2 separate regions of the Mus musculus genome follow, and region 1 is linked to region 2. The links are chromatin loops, found by intact Hi-C in ENCODE. Cell type or tissue: left cerebral cortex. All regions are shown on one strand.

What was found. A loop is a pair of places that touch in the nucleus more often than their neighbours do. Peaks named below come from ENCODE experiments on the same cell type or tissue, not always from the same donor. Only the 100,000 strongest peaks of a DNase experiment are listed, where the experiment ranks them.
Region 1: a loop joins it to region 2, with 2.5 times the contacts of the local background. A loop is called at or near these places in 17 of 42 quality-filtered maps.

What each region holds. Positions count from the first base shown.
Region 1 is chr11:104,459,715-104,464,714 of GRCm38, reverse strand. It overlaps a transcript of Kansl1 not described here. Among named protein-coding and RNA genes, the nearest start is that of Kansl1, 20 kb to the right of the region's middle. In left cerebral cortex, a CTCF peak has its summit at 2,965 (motif pointing right); a DNase peak (open chromatin) is centred at 2,963.
Region 2 is chr11:104,328,951-104,333,950 of GRCm38, reverse strand. It overlaps Mapt (microtubule-associated protein tau), which reads right to left. Exons shown (of 12, transcript NM_001038609.2): 12 at 1,861-5,000. It overlaps Kansl1 (KAT8 regulatory NSL complex subunit 1), which reads left to right. Exons shown (of 15, transcript NM_001372459.1): 15 at 1-450. Among named protein-coding and RNA genes, the nearest start is that of Mapt, 100 kb to the right of the region's middle. In left cerebral cortex, no CTCF peak of the experiment used is centred here; DNase peaks (open chromatin) are centred at 1,228, 1,600, 2,271 and 2,520; H3K27ac peaks cover 505 bases.

The sequences.
Region 1 (5,000 bases), 130 kb before region 2:
TTATAGATAGGTATGACCTACCACACCATGCCTGGTTATTAATGTTGTGCTAGTGAGCCCAACCCATCATCTCCTGCACCCTAGGCAGCATCTTTCCAATTGAGCTACATTCTAGTCCTGAGGGTCCTCCCCCCACTCCCTCTCCCCTCTAGGTTGCTGGTATGTAACCTTGGCTGCTTGGAACTCACTAGGTAGGCCAGGCTGATCTTGAACTCATAGTGATGAGTCTTAGCCTCTTGAGCAGTGAGATTACTAGCATTCTTGGCCAGTGATTTGAGTTTATTGATGTTTCTTTTTAGGAGTGAACTGTAAGTCCAAGAATTAAGAACTTATGCTAGGTGTGGTGGCACACATCTTTAACACTAACATTTGAGAGGCAGGGGCAGACAGGTCTTTGTGAATTCAAGACCAGCCTGGTCTAGGTAGTGAGTTCCAGGTCAGCCAGGGCAACATAGCAACGTTTTGTCTCAAAAATTAAAAAACCAACTAACAAAAAGAATGTCTGTTATGCAGTACTGTATATAATGTGATGGCTGATCCTGTTATCAGGGCAATTTCTCAATAGTCTTTCACAGTTGTCTTAGTAGATGTTTTCCTTCTTTTGTTCCTAAAAGTCACCTGCCTTGCCTTGATCCTCTTTTTCTCATTCTGTGTGGGAACTCAGAGTCTGTTGTAAGTTGTAAATCACTTACTGTCTGTATGCTGATGATTTGCCAGTGTGTGTTTTCCAGCTCCGACTAGTTTTCTGATCTCCAATCACAATTACTTCTTTGACATTTCCCATTAGGTATCTAATTTAAAAATCAGTGTATAGTGTATTAGTTCTCAGTACTTACTTCTGCAAGTCTAACTCTTCCTATCTTCATACCCTGATGATAGTACCATTATCCATTCAGTCACTCAGGTCAGGGGTTTGGAAGCCCTCCAGAGCGTTTCTTGTGCCATCTTAACCATCACTTTTTTTTTTTTAAAGCATCATCAGGCTTATGTTTGAATTACTCGTTTTTAAGCTGATAATTATGTATTGCACCTGCACAACTTTTAGGGATCAGTCAGTTCTCTATTTCCACCATGTGGGTCTCCTTGATTGAACCCAGGATGTCAGCCTTTGCAGCAGACACCTTTACCTGCTGAGCCATCTTTTCAGCCTACTACCGTTGTTTATAAATGGTTTCCTGCTCATTTTCATTTCTCCCTTCTGAGTTCAGAGCATCACCTTTTTGCCTGCATGACATTTGAGTCACCTCATTATTCTCTTTACCGTCTATCTTCCAAGCTTCTTGTAAATGTAGATCTTATGAATGATTATGTCCTTTTTTTCCCTGTGGCTTTCAGCTTTTGAGGTACACTTTGGTTGCTTTAGCCAAGTGCTGATGCTCTGATTGCCTGGCTCCAGTTGTTTCAACAGCTTCCTTTGTGTACTCTGTACCTGCCCTCTGGGCCTTCAAACAGGCTGTTATCTTTTTTAAAGGGCCTTTACTATCTTCTGGCAATTTATTCCTCTTCCCTTTATCTTTAATGTTTGTGTGTGTCTGTGTGAATGTATGCCTTGTGTGTGAATGGAGGCCAGAAGACGGCATCAGGTCCTTTGAAGAACTGGAGTGAGCTCTATGAGATGTGCATAGTGAGTGTTAACTAAATGGATCTCTGGAAGAACAAAAATTGTTCTTAACCACTGAGCCATCTCTCTAGCTGTCTTCTATTTCTTTCTTTCTTTCTTTTTTTTTTTTTTTTAGATGTTTATTTATTGTTATATATAAGTACACTGTAGCTGTCTTCAGACACCAGAAGAGGGCGTCAGATCTCATTACGGGTGGTTGTGAGCCACCATGTAGTTGCTGGGATTTGAACTCAGGACGGTTGGAAGAACAGTCAGTGCTCTTTATCCACTGAGCCATCTCACCAGCCCTGTCTTCTATTTCTTAGTAACAGTTATCACCATAATATTAACAGCAACAGAAAGTACCACTGGATGTATCCTGTGGACCTCTGGTCCTCAGTGTGTGTGTTGCCTGTAGTGCTTGCTCTGGGTGTTCAAGCCTAGGACATCTAATATTGAGTGGCCACTAGTTCGCTTCTCTTGCACTTTGTGAATCTCCTAAGTTTTCTGGGATCAAAAGCTGTTTCTTGTTATTTTATCTTATCTTATTTTTATTTTTAAAATTTTCATTTCTTATATTTAGTATTTGGAATGTGTTTAAAATGGATTGCCTAAGGACATTGCCAGACTTAGAACTTAACTCTTTATAGTTTTTGAGACAGTCTTACTCTGTAGCCCAATGTTGGCTTGATTTCACGCTGTAGCTCATCTGGTCCCTTAATTTGTGGTGATCCTCTCACTTCAGTCTCCCAAAACACAATGAAATCTGCATCTTTAGGAAAGGATCAGTGGAAAAGCAGAATTGTTATATCTATTTGCCAGTCTTAGTCTTACTCTTTGAAAATAAACAGAGTCTGGTTTGATAAGTGTAAGCAGGTTTGGAATGAGGGTAGGCAGTAGTTATAGTTACATTCTTGTGGTGTTGAGGACCAAACCAAGGACCTAATTTGTATTAGGGAAGCACTCCACCCCTCTCCTTTATATTTTTCTCCCCTATTGAACCTATGACCTTACTATGCTGGCATACACTCCATCGTTGAGTTATATCTTAACTTCTCCTTATATACTTGCTTTTGATGACAATTCAGTCAATTTCAAAAGGTAACCAGAATGGTTTCATATTATTAAAATAGAGAGACATTAATAATGTGGACCTGAAATGTACCAGCCAATCAATGTATTTAGTAGGGAACTGCTAAATTTGTTCTTTCATAGTAAGGAGTGATTTTTTTCCCTTCTTTTTTCTAGAACATGTTAAGTATAAGTTTAGAAACAGCTTTCCCTTATCTGTGTATATGTTGTTTGTAGCAATAGTTGTGTCCAGTCTATCTACCTCTTGATTATGGCTATATTTGACCAGCAGGGGGAGCCAAAGTTGCTTATGTGGCTTTATCCCAATTGATTTTTCTCAAGAGAAAAAAGCTTTATTGACAAAGAACATAATGAAAGTTCACAAAAAAGAAAATATAAACACATGAAAAGCATTTTTATTTTGATAACTAATCAAAGGTATGCAAAGTTAATGATTTCATTTATTAAATTGCCAAATGAACTGTCATAGGCTGGCCTTAAACTCAAATTAGTGTGTCTCTGCCTCCCCAGTGCTGGTCTAAAGGTGTGTGCCACTACAACCTGGCAAGAGTAAGTATTTTTAATGTCTTGAATACATGGGTAGTGAAAACACTCAGGCTGCAGAACTACTGTATTGTTGTAGACCTTTGGTGCTGTGAATTGAATACAGGGATATTTATTTACTTTTAAAGATTTATTTTTATTTATGTATGTCATATGTGTGCAGTGTCCAAGGAGAGCAGAAGAGGGCATTGACTGTGCTGAAATTGAATAGGTGGTGGTAAGCCATTTGAAGAAGGTGCTTAGAACTGAACTTTAGTCCTTTGGAAAAGCAGCAAACACTGTTAACTGATTGATTAGCCATCCCTCCACACTATATTGACCATACTGGCCTTGAACTCACAGAGATGTGTTTGCGTTTGCCTTCCAAGTCCTGAGATTAAAGGCATGCTCTACCACTCCCTGCTGAAATTAATTAATTAATTAATTAATTAGAGATACAGTTTTACTTCGTAGCTTTGGCTATTCTGGAACTCACAGAAATCTACCTGTCTCTACCTTCTGAGTGCTTGAAATTGAAGGCATGAGCTAACAGGCCTTGCTGAAAAAAAATTTTTTTTTTGACGATTAAAGCAATATTTTAGGTGTGTTTATTTTTCTTGAGTATGAATCTTTTGCTTGCTTGTAAGTATATGACCACCATACTGAGTGCCCCAGAGGTCAGCAGAAGGTGTTGGATCCTCAGAAACTAGAGTTACAGATAGTTGTGGGGTACCGTGTGGATGCTGCATCCCCTGCAAGCATAAGCACAACTTCTTAACTGCTGAGACGTCTATCTCTTGAATATTGTTTGATTTTTTTTTTCTTGAGACAATTTTATACTATGTGGTCTTGGACTGCCTAGAACTCTGAATAAACGAGGTAGGGCTTGATGATTTTGCTTGTGGCACCGTCCCCTCCCCCCTCCCCCAAGTGCTGGGATTACAGCTGTTCATCTTCATGTTTGCTTTTTTGAGGATTTTTTTAATGCCTTGAGAATTTCAGGATTCCAGAGCTTGAGAATTCTACAGCTACATAAAAGATTCTAAGTATGAAATAGAAGAATATGTATTTCTTATACATATGTGATGGTTTGTATATTCTTGGCCCAGGGAGTGGCACTATTAGGTGGTATAGCCTTGTTGGAGTAGGTGTGTGACTGTGGGCATGGGCTTTAAGCTTATCCTAGCTGCCCAGAAGATAGGAGAACTATTGGCCTTCAGATGAAAATGTAGAACTCTCAGCTCCTCCTGCACCATGCCTGCCTGGATGGTGCCATGCTACTGCCTTGATGATAACATATAAGCCAGTCCCAATTAAATGTTGTCCTTATAAGAGTTGTCTTAGTCATGATATTTCTTCACAGTAATAGAACATTGACTAAGACAGAAGTTGGTACCAGGGACTGGAGTATTGCTGTGATAGGCCTGACCATGATTTTATTTGTGCAGATCTGGCCCAAGATCAGTATGTGATGTAAAGACTGTTTTGTGGTATTTTGGTAAAGAATGGCTGCTTTTAGCCATTATCTTAAGAGTCTGCCTAAAGTGAAGAGATTTAGATTCATTGCTTTGAAAAAGGAAGCCCCCCCCCTTCCCCCCAGGGTTTCTCTGTGTAGCCCTGGCTGTCCTGGAACTCACTTTGTAGACCGCTGGCCTTGAACTCAGTAATTCGCCTGCCTCTGCCTCCCAAGTGCTGGGATTAAAGGTGTGTGCCACCAAGCCTGGCCTGGTATAAATTTTTTTGTGTGGTTACTAAAGTTCCCTCTTATGAAGAGCAGTTTAATGAA
Region 2 (5,000 bases):
ATAGTAGGCAGACTGCTTAATGGTTGGGGTTTTTTCACAATTTTCAACATTAGTGATTTTTTTTTTCTTTCTGTTTGCAAGTTAAAAGGTTTGTCATTGTTTCTTTAAACAACAATAATGCACCATATCCCTATGCATAAAGTGCTTCTTCTATTTATAAGGTTGAAAATTCTGAATAACCCTTTTAGCATTGTAAAAAACAAAAACAAAACAAAAAAACCAAAAAAGACAAAAATTTAAAAAAACTTGTATTTTGTAAATATTTTCTTTTCCTGCTTTGAGCTGTGTAATGGCAGCGAACATGTAGCTGTCTTTGTTCTATAGAAATGCTTTTCTTCAGAGAAGCTGATCTTTGTTAATGTCATGATTCTGTTTGCAAAGCACAGACTAGTGCTTAAAAAAAAAAGAAAGGAAAAATGAAAAAAATAATAATAAAAAAAGATACAGAGAGTTTTGTCAGGCTTTTCTTGATACACTGGACTGTGTGTCTGACAGAGATGGCAGCCCCAGCATTCTGTGGGGCTGCATTGCTAAGCCCTGGTGGTCTCTCTCAGTTGTGGGAACACTGGGTGTGTGATGTGATCAGTCGTTCAGTTCACTAAGGTGAAAAATACTATCTGTTCTTGAGTGAAAATGGTTGATGCATTGACTCTTTCTTCTGAGAGGTCAATAGGGTAAAATTTCAAATTCTAGCCAATAGGGATTTTTCTTCTTTGAGGTGTTGCAATCAATGGAAGTAAGTAAGCACATCATCTGGGAGAGACTACCGCTACTTATAAAGAGTGTAAGGGTCCAGTTCTGACATGCAGGGCTGGTGAGCAGGTGCACCTTCTCCAAGGCTCAGAGCTGTTCTTTCCTAGATCATTTTCCTGCCTTTAGGCAGGAAATTCCTATATGCATTAACTGTCTGCAGAGGCCAGGCATTGGTGGGAACTGAGGAAGACAAATGTTTTAAAATTGGGAATCTAAAGATCGTGACCTTGATCTATTTACCAAAGAACTGGGGAGTAAGGGAGGCAGCTCAGTGAAGTGCAGGATCAGACCCTGAATTTGAATCTAGAACCAACATAAAGCCAGGCATCCGTGATCCCAGTGTTCCTATGTGAGATGGGAAACTGAGGCCCAAGAATCCCTAAGCAGCTAAGAGGCCAGATAACATGGCACAAGTGTAGGAAAATAATGTCTCAAACATAGAGTGGATAGGCTCACACAGCAGTGGTACTCTGTCTACATGCCATGGCATTCAACAAGAAATTGGGCCTGAGGGTGGGTTGCCTAAGCATGCATGAGGACCTTGCACTTCATTAACAGCATGGTACACCTCTATAATCCCAGCAGTCAGGAGGATCAAGACCAGCCTGGGCTGCATGAAGAGACCCTGTCTCAAGAGACTATGGGTTGTCTTTTTTTTTTTTTTTTCCTTTGTAATACTGTGAGCAAGAAGCTGTCCTATCTCCAGCAGAAATATTCCTTGATTTCTATGTGGTAAGATTCCAAGGCACAAAGGCAGCAGTGCAATTGTGTATGCGTGCTGGGTTTGTAGCTGATTGGCTTGAGTTTGTTTCAGCCCCAGTCCTCGACACTTAAGTTCCAGAAATGAAGCCCACGCCAAACTTCTTCAGCTTGCATGAACTGGCGCAGGCTTTAGGAGCTCTTGAATGCTGCCTTGTAAGCCAAGGCACAGAGTACTGTTTGTCGGAGGGTAGTATGCCAGCAGAGGAATGTGAGAATGAACCAAGAGAGCTCTCACTCCAGTGTCTGGCATTTACCTTCATTTCCTGTTCTGAATTTTCTAAGTGGGGGAAAGAACTTGTAAACCATTGTTTTCTTGTACTTGGAACTCATGAACAGAGATTTTTGTTTATTCAGAGTAATAACTTTATTTCCAAATTCACTTTTACAGCAACAGTCAGTGTAGATCATTTGTTAAAACACAATACACTATATGGACATTCACAGACAGGAAGCTAAGCTAAGCTGATTTGTGTCCCTCCCCCCACCCTCAAAATCACCAAAGAAATCATGGGACTTGCAAGCACTGGAGATCATGCCCAGCACAGTAACGGCACAGGCTACAGTTCATCAGGAGGGTGAGATTGCAATACTGCCAATAGTAACCCTTCCAGAAGAAGCCAGAGAGAAGTCTGAAGGCTCATAAAGCCACAGATCTACAGTTGATTACCACCTCCACCCTCATCCCCACTTACTTTCCTGGAGAACAGAACAGATGGAGATAAAGGAAGTGATCTTGGCCACTGCTAGCAGTGTGTAGGCTATGGATCTGAGGTCAATCCAGAGGTGATAGTCATGTGCCAGTGGATTAGAGGGAAGGAAGCCAGGGTTCTTAGGAGGTATTTGACTGTGGGCTCTGGACATCACAAGAAGGCAGCAGGAAGAGAAGTTCACAGATTACCTCCACAAACCTGAGAGCTGTACCTGGCTGGGAAGGCAGGGACCTAGCTGGCTACCTCTGCCTTGCGAAAGCCTATTAGTGGGACAGCCAAGCCTCCAAGTTCTAGTCTCTTGGCACCTCTTCTCTCTAGCAGGTGGTCAAAATCATGAATGGGGTTACAAGATGGCTTAACGGCTACACTCCAAGACCTCCCTTTGCCCATGTGAATTATCTTAATGTGTTCCTCCTCCCCCTCCCCCACAACGCAAGCAATCTCAAATGGGATACACTCTTATCATTGAAGTCAATTTAAATGGAACTATTGATAAAGTGAATTAAGAGCTTGGAGGAACCAGGCCAATTGTATGCCCTATCTATCTAGCCCACCCAAAGACATTGGCTCTGAGTTGGAGAGGCATGGAAAGAAAGGGCCCTGGGGGATTGTCCTCACTGAAGTCACAAGCCAGAATCCCTTTGTAAACTGCCTATCAGCACTGATCAGATCACTCCAAATCATGATTTTTGGGCTGATCACCCCACAAGAGATAGGCAGAGCACCCCACCCCCCATTCAAGGACAGGAACTGCGGGATGGGTAAATGGGTGTAAGAGAGAGAACCACGACAGGTAACCATGATGAAGAAACCACACTTTTCCTCCCTCGGACTCACTTCTATGGACAGCTAAAGTCTTATCAGTGGGGAAGCTCACAATAGGTAGCCCTGGGCACTCAAGAGTTCTTTAATGGGAAAGGCTGGCTGCTTCCTCCTAGTCTCCACATTGTCCTTAACTGTACATCAGAAGTGGCTGATGTGGGCCTGAGGTTCCTAATCTTCAAAGGCCTAGTCCCTGAAGCTGTAGGAGGTCGTGCAAGTTCAGGGGGCTGACAGCTTGGAAACCAAGGGAGTCTCCTAAGATGTCCCCTTCATCAGTGGGACAGTCCATCCCAAACTCTATGGTGAAAAGGCCCAGGCTTGGAGAGGGCCCAAGGATATCTACTGGGTCGTCATGGAATTTCTAGGGTCACAGCTCTCCCTGCTGGTACTGGTGTCCTTTTCTCTTGTGATGCAGGAGTTCTTAGATGTCTTTCAGGGCTACTGTGGGATTTGAAGTCGTGATCAGAAAGGACCATCTTCATACAAAACAGGCCAGCCACAAGCTCTCCCTGGCACTCGGAGCCTGCTGCCTCTAGCTGGTCCTGTGCTTCAGGCCTTGGCCAATGCCATTGACCTCCAATGTCACAGACCTCCAATGTCACAATCCAGTGTCTGTGAGGTCCCAGATGCAGAAGAAACCCTTCAAAACATGGGATGTCCCAGCAGGTTAGCACTGCACTGGCCTGGAGCCACGTCAGGAAGGAGATATCCAGACTCTCCATCACGTGGTGGGCTAGAACCTTTTGACAAATATTTCAAGATACATGCGTCCTTTTTTTTTTCCTTTTTCTTTTTCTTTTTTTTTTTTTTTTTCTTTTTCTTTCTTTTCTTTTCACTATCATAGTCACTCTGGTGAACCCAGACAAACAGACAAATCCAACTACAACGTAACAGGGCGAAGACGGGAAAGAAAGGGCTGCATCTATGGAGGTGGCCGTCTGCTCCAGCAGGGCAGGCAGCATGGTTTCCATGGGACCGGAGGAAAAAAACACTTCAATCAAGGGGGTATGTTCCCCAAACTGGGGTGTGGAGACTGATTACGTGCATGGGGACTTAATGGCAGCTGAGCTCTGGGAGGCTAGCGATCACAAGCTGGGGTGGAAGCGAAAGATGGGAGAAGTGTGGCCCTGCCCTGGGACTCTTGACTGTTCTTACTGATGCCAAGACATTGGCACCTGACTTGGCTGCCTCCAGCTCAACACAAGGAGTCAGGCCTAGGAGGCATCCACTTAGATAAAAGAAAAGGCAGAGGTCCAAGGTCATCCCCAGGCAGGCACACACCAGTTCCCATCCAGGATAGGAAGTAATGGAGTGAACCAAACAAGGTCGTAAGGTTCCTTGTGGGAGGCACACTGGTTGGATTCGTGGAACGTAGGACTAGAGACTGAGGCCCAAATCTTTGCCTTCCCTGGACTCCAACCCCTAGTGTAGAGCAGATATTGCCCATATCTACCCAGGGGCCAGGGATGGGGGCTGGGAGAGGCATGGCACTCAGGACAGTGAGACGTGATGTACGGACGGCAGTGACTAGCTCTCGTGGCAGACGTGGGCATGATAGGACAGAGAGAGGGGATACAGTGGCTGTGTGAGGGATGGGAGGCCTGGGACCCACATCCCAGAATACCACCCCCCATCCCTCCCACTACAGAAGTGCCAGAGGGCCAAGCATGAGAACAGGCAGAGGTCCCCCAAGAGGCACAAGTCCTTACAAAGATCTGGTTAGCCCTAAAGTCCCAGGTCTGTAATGGTGGCCAAATCATGGCTGTAGTTCCAAACTTGAGAACTCAGTAAAGCAGCTTTTCCTGTGGGAGCGAAGGGAAACACCTCGCTCAGGACCTCCCACCTTGCGGGGAGGGAGGAAGAAGCCAGTGCCCTGGGATGTCAAGAGCAGCCTTCAAGAGAACCAATCTACAAGGTACCACCTGCTGGCTTACCTTCCTTCTGCCCAATACC